2 separate regions of the Homo sapiens genome follow, and region 2 is linked to region 1. Evidence: chromatin loops called from intact Hi-C (ENCODE). Cell type or tissue: OCI-LY7. All regions are shown on one strand. Each heading gives the region's core, and the rest is flanking DNA. Links, peaks and the distances in the headings are about the cores only. Region 1 has its middle 80 kb from the start of GPRIN3. Region 2 has its middle 46 kb from the start of GPRIN3.

The links. Peaks named below come from ENCODE experiments on the same cell type or tissue, not always from the same donor. Only the 100,000 strongest peaks of a DNase experiment are listed, where the experiment ranks them.
Region 2: a loop joins it to region 1, with 6 times the contacts of the local background. A loop is called at or near these places in 2 of 110 quality-filtered maps.

What each region holds. Positions count from the first base shown.
Region 1 is chr4:89,225,966-89,228,894 of GRCh38, reverse strand. No RefSeq gene overlaps it. Among named protein-coding and RNA genes, the nearest start is that of GPRIN3, 80 kb to the left of the region's middle. In OCI-LY7, for the core only: a CTCF peak has its summit at 1,735 (motif pointing left); a DNase peak (open chromatin) is centred at 1,754.
Region 2 is chr4:89,352,169-89,355,097 of GRCh38, reverse strand. No RefSeq gene overlaps it. Among named protein-coding and RNA genes, the nearest start is that of GPRIN3, 46 kb to the right of the region's middle. In OCI-LY7, for the core only: a CTCF peak has its summit at 1,356; a DNase peak (open chromatin) is centred at 1,377.

The DNA.
Region 1 (2,929 bases), core at 258-2,757:
CACTGTCCACGTCTTGCCTGGTTATTGATGAACATTAAAGAAGCAACAGGAATGAATAAGAAATTATGCCATTGGTCTAAATCTATCTAATGCATCCTTTCAAGTTCTTGAGAGACAACACATTTATTTTTCCAACCTTGTCCTACATGGTCAAAAGTTGTACAGTTCTGTTCATAATGCTTATCTGTGTTTAGTGCATGTCTTAGTCATGGAAACAGGCAAGGTTATGGTGGCCTGGGTTTTCTTTTTTAGTCTCTACTATACTCTTGGGATATTGAAGAGTCTTCAAAACCAAAATTATCCCAGTTTAATTTAAAAGAGCCAGAGAGAAATCCTCTTTTCACAATTTGACTATTCAACCTATAGATTTCAGAGGGTTTCTATCCCCCTAACATGAATAGGAGTAATATTAAAATCTTCTAAGCCCACACGCTGCCTATAATATAAGCTGACACCTTTAAAGTGTTAGCGTTTGTAGCCATCAACACCACTCCTTGATGTCGCCTGCACCTGGCACACCATTCCTATACGTCCCTCCAGTAGAGACAGGCAGAAACTACATCCCATTTATGAACTAGCACTAGAAATTGTATAGCATCCTTTCTGAGATACTCCATTAGTCAAGGCAGTTACAAGCCCTGCCTAGATTCAAGGGGAGAAAACAAACCCCACTGAGAAGTGTGTCAATCGCCTTGTAAGGAAATCATGTGAGTTTGATAACCATATTGGTGCCGCCATCTTTAGAACATAAAATCTGTGCTCTGTCGTACCCTTCCTCCAAAGGTAAGGCGGGCCCAGTTCTTAGACATATAATGACCTTTCTCTCCTGGTTCAGTTGGAACCAAAGACTTACTTTACTCAGCTGTAGTATCAGTAATTAATAACTTTACATCATTCGTGAAAGTTCAGCTAGAAATGAATAATATTTAAATTAAGAATGCACTACGTAAGACTTTGTAATAAACTGTCTAATTGGAAGTTTATTGCGAGGTTAAGTCTCTTAAACTAACTTCCCTAATGAAACGGAAAAATTTTTTTAATAATTTGGCAAAAATAAATATTGAATCCTAAATTTAAATAAGAGAAGGAAACAGTAATTAATTGAAATCATTTATACCACATCGTTATCTAAAACCTGGCTGTTGGTAAGAATGGCATAACATTCCATTTTAATTTTTAAATATAAAGTTAATTAACAGATTTCTGGACTATGGACTTTAATAAATTATCAGTAATCACTAACAAAATAATTATTTGAATAATAAATGCCTTCTAGGTGTTTGAAGTTCCTCAAGCTGGTGGAGGGGAAAAGGAGTTTCCTCATATATTTCTTAAATCTCTTAGTTTTCCACCTTCAAACGTCTGTATTTTTTCTCTTTTGCAAGAAACTTTCAATTAAGCAACCATAACTTCAAGCCTTTGTCTAAATCATATTAAATTCTGAACAGACACGTTCCAACATGATCGTTGATCAAACTTGAGAGCAGGGAAGCAAAAAGAAAATCTACGTAGATACATCTTCATTTCTGTACCCTGTATGAAAAAAAAATGTAGTTACAATATCGCCAAGGTCTTCTCTGGAATTTGAGACCTCAGTAAAAGCCTTTTCCGTATCCATGGATTAAAGAAAAAGAGAGTGAACTGCCCTACCCTAAGCGTTGGAACCTGGAGTTAGCCTTGCCAGGGCAGTGAAACCCAAGGAATGAAGCCACGGGTTGCATGAGAAAAACCAAGCTGTGACTGCCCTCTGCTGGAAAGGTCTGGATGACCTGTCTCTGAAACTCTTGGTAGGCCCTAGAGGTAGTTCCCCTCCACTCTCCCTCCTGCCAACTGTGAACAAAAGTTCTCTGAAAAGGAATTTGAAGGAAAGAGACTTTATTCCAGTGAACAGTTTGCTAACTGGTGAGACACAGCCTTAGGTGTAAAACAAAGGTGGTTCCAGAGAACAAAGAAAGAGTGTGGGTTTTATAGCAAAAGCTTCAGCCCAGCTTCCCGAGCAGGTCCTTTTATGTAAACAAAGGATTCAAACTTCCTTATTGCTGATTGGCTGACACAGCTGAGTTCTGATTGATTGATAGAGCCAAGCTGTGACTGGTTGGTTCAGGTGAGCTCTGAAAGTCCCAAAGTTAAAAAAGTGTGGCTTTTTGTGCATCTCAGAGTATGTGTGTGAACTTTAGTCAGCACATAGCTCCTTGGTCTATTTTAAATAGCCACTTGGGATCCATTCTGAAGGACTGACTCTTTCAAGTTCACATTTGTTCACACAACTAAGCCCATAAATGCCCCATCAGCTAGTTGCTACAACCTCCACCCTGTCTGCTCCAGCCTGCCACCATGCTAGATCTTTCTTCTCCTTAGGTCTGTACTGTGACTTCTTAATTAGTAGTAAGTAAGCCGTGGGTCTTTGCTTTCCCCATTAATTGCCAAGGTGACATTCTGCCACAAGCCTGAGACATCTGTCTCTTCACCAATTCCACCCAAAAAAACTGAAGTATTTTATCTTTAGAGATGAGATGGGCAAAATAGGCTACAAGCATAGCTGACTGCTGTACAATCCACTCATGCCTCTGAGTTATCTTCTTTAACACACAGCTATTCTAGAATGGAATAGAAAGGTCTATGCCCTACAAGAGACCCATGCGTGAATCGTAATGTGTATGCTAACTAAAATAACATATTTCTAAAGAACTTAATTATAATTGCATAATTGTAATTACTTTTGTCCTAGATTAACATATTTGAAAAAATAAATTATTTACATAATTCAAAAACCTTGAGCTCTTACCCGTCTGTGGATTTGAATGACCATACATCATGATTTAAGCCAAAATTTATCTGATTTATCACGCTTATCTGTACAATTATCAGCTACCTCCTTAATTATATTTCACATAGCCACCTCTGACAATCCCTGGGGAGTTACACAAAT
Region 2 (2,929 bases), core at 310-2,809, 130 kb before region 1:
GTAAGAAATTGATATGGCAAAAATCTCAAGATATGATAAACCTGTTACATAATTACTCAAGTCTGTCTTTTATTTTTCTCAACATTTTTCTGTATGTTTAGAATGTTTCATAATAGCCAAATATTTCACAATTAACAAATACTAAGTACAATATGATTTTAAAATAAACAGTGAGCGAATACATCAGTAAAATTTGTAGTTAATTCCAAATAAGGGTTAATGCAAGATATTTTACAAATTATTTATAATCTGAAGAGTCTAAGTGCCTTTCCTAGAGACACACAGCTGATAAATGGCAGAGCCACAATTTAAACTGAACTTCTCACCAAGGACCTCTCTCCTTTGCTTCAAATACTAGAAGAAAATATAGGAGCTAATTTAGAATACTGGTTGCGGAGGCCATCTTAAATAAGATATAATTCCCCAAAATCATAAAATCAAGCAACATAAACACAATTACAAAATGCAAATAAATCATGGGAAAATACTTGCAACATATATTTTTAAAAGGATTAATATTTAAAATACCTAAGGAGCTTCAACTCAGAGAAAAAGATGACACAATGAGAAAGCAAAACATATGAAGAAGCAATTTACTTTTTAAAAATACCAAGAGACAAAAAAGAAGGAAATACTTCAAAATAAAAAATAATAAAAATAAATAACAAATAATAAAACAATATTAGAGTGGAAGATTTTGAACTGTCCCTCCATGCACTGCTGGCCAGAGTGCAGGGAAACGCTTTTGTATATCATGGTTGAGACTCCAAAACTGTAGGGTAATTTGGCAGGATCTTTCAAAACCATAAACGTGCAAATCTTATGTAGTTCTAAAACAGTTTTCCTACATAAACTCAAAACCGTATGTATAGCGTTGTTTGAAATAATGAAAAATTGGAAGTATGCAGACTACTCATAAATGGAAAATGGCTAAAGTGTAGAGTACCCACATTGTGGAATATAGTGCAGTTATACACAGTTGTATATATTCTCTCTATATAGTTACAATGACCTTTTGGTCAATGAGGAACCACATCTGCAATGGTGCTCTCATTAGATTATAATGGAGCTGAAAAATTCCTAACACCTAGTGACATTGTAGCCATCGAAACATTGTAGCACAAGGCATTAGTCATGTGTTTGTGATAATGCTGGTGTAAATAAACCTACTACACTGTCAATCATATAAAACTATAGCAGTATAGTTATGTACACTATATAGTGCTTGATAATAATATCTGACTGTGTCACTGGTTTATGTATTTACTATACTACTCTTTTTATTGCTATTTTAGCGTGTATTTTACTCCTACTTACTTACAGTTAACTGTAGCGGAGCCTTAGGCTGACCTTTCAGGAGGTACCCAGAGGAAGGCACTGTTATCACAGGAGATGACAGCTCCATGGGTGTTACCATCCCTGAAGACCTTCTGGTGGGACAACATGTGGTGGTAGATGACAGTGACATTGATGATCCTGACCCTGTGTAGGCGTAGACCTGCACACATTAGTGTGTGTTTATGTTTTAGTTTTTAGAGAAAAAAAAATTAAGGTTAAAAAATTTAAAAAGCTTATAGAATAAGATTGTGAAGAAAAAAGTATTTTGGTCAGTTGTACAATTAGTTCTTTTTTTTTTTTTTTTTTTTTTCGAGATGGAGTCTCGCTCTGTCGCCCAGGCTGGAGTGCAGTGGCGCGATCTCGGCTCACTGCAACCTCCGCTTCCCGGGTTCACGCCATTCTTTTGCCTCAGCCTCCCCAGCAGCTGGGACTACAGGCACCAGCAACCATGCCCGGCTAATTTTTTTGTACTTTTAGTAGAGACGGGGTTTCACCGTGTTAGCCAGAATGGTCTCGATCTCCTGACCTCGTGATCTGCCCGCCTCGGCCTCCCAAAGTGCTGGGATTACAGGCTTGAGCCACCGCACCTGGCCAATACGTTCATGTTTTAAGCTAAGTGTTATTGTAAGGGAGTCAAAAAGTTAAAAAATAATTTAAAAGTTTATAAAGTAAAAAGTTATAGTAAGGTAAGGTTAATTTACTATTAAAGAAAAAAATAAGTTTTATAAATTTAGTGTAGCCTAGGTGTACAGTGTTTATATAGTCTACACAGTGTACAGGAATGTCCAAGTCCTTCACATCCACTCACCACTCACTCACTGACTCACCCAGAACAACTTCCAATCCTGCAGGCTCCATTCATGGTAAGTGCCATACACAGATGTGTTATTTTTAATTTTTTATACTACATATTTATGGTACCTTTTCTGTCTTTAAATATGTTTAAGTACATAAATATTTACCATTGTGTTACAATTGCCTGCAGTATTCAACACAGCAGCATGCCATACAGGTTTATATAGCATTTAGCCTAGGCTACACAATCTAGGCTTGTGTAAATACACTCTGTGATGTTCACACAATGACAAAATGTCCTAACAATGAATTGTTAGTGTATGTTCTCAGAACATATCCCTGTGTTAAGTGACACATGACTGCATATCACTTTATATTTTAAAACGATGTATTATATCCAAAAATAATGAGCTATGTTCACTTGTACTGCCATGGAAAGGTCACCAAGAAAAAAGAAAGTTAACTAAAAAAGCATATCAAATAACAATTTATTTAGGATAATTCTATTAACTTTAAAAAGATTAAATTATGTTATACGTAACATAATTATAAAATATAATCATGATGACATACACATTACAATATAATTCACACACACATATGCACACACACATATATACTTAAAAGTTATTTTAAGAAACAGTACTATCAGAAGGGTGATTAGGGGGGTGAAGGGGAAAATAATAAAAGGACTTCAACATTTTACTGCATGTGCTTCTGTACTACGTGAATGTTTTTTATAATGTATGATTTTGAATGACTTTGTAATAAAAAATTATGAAATGTCCAAAAAATA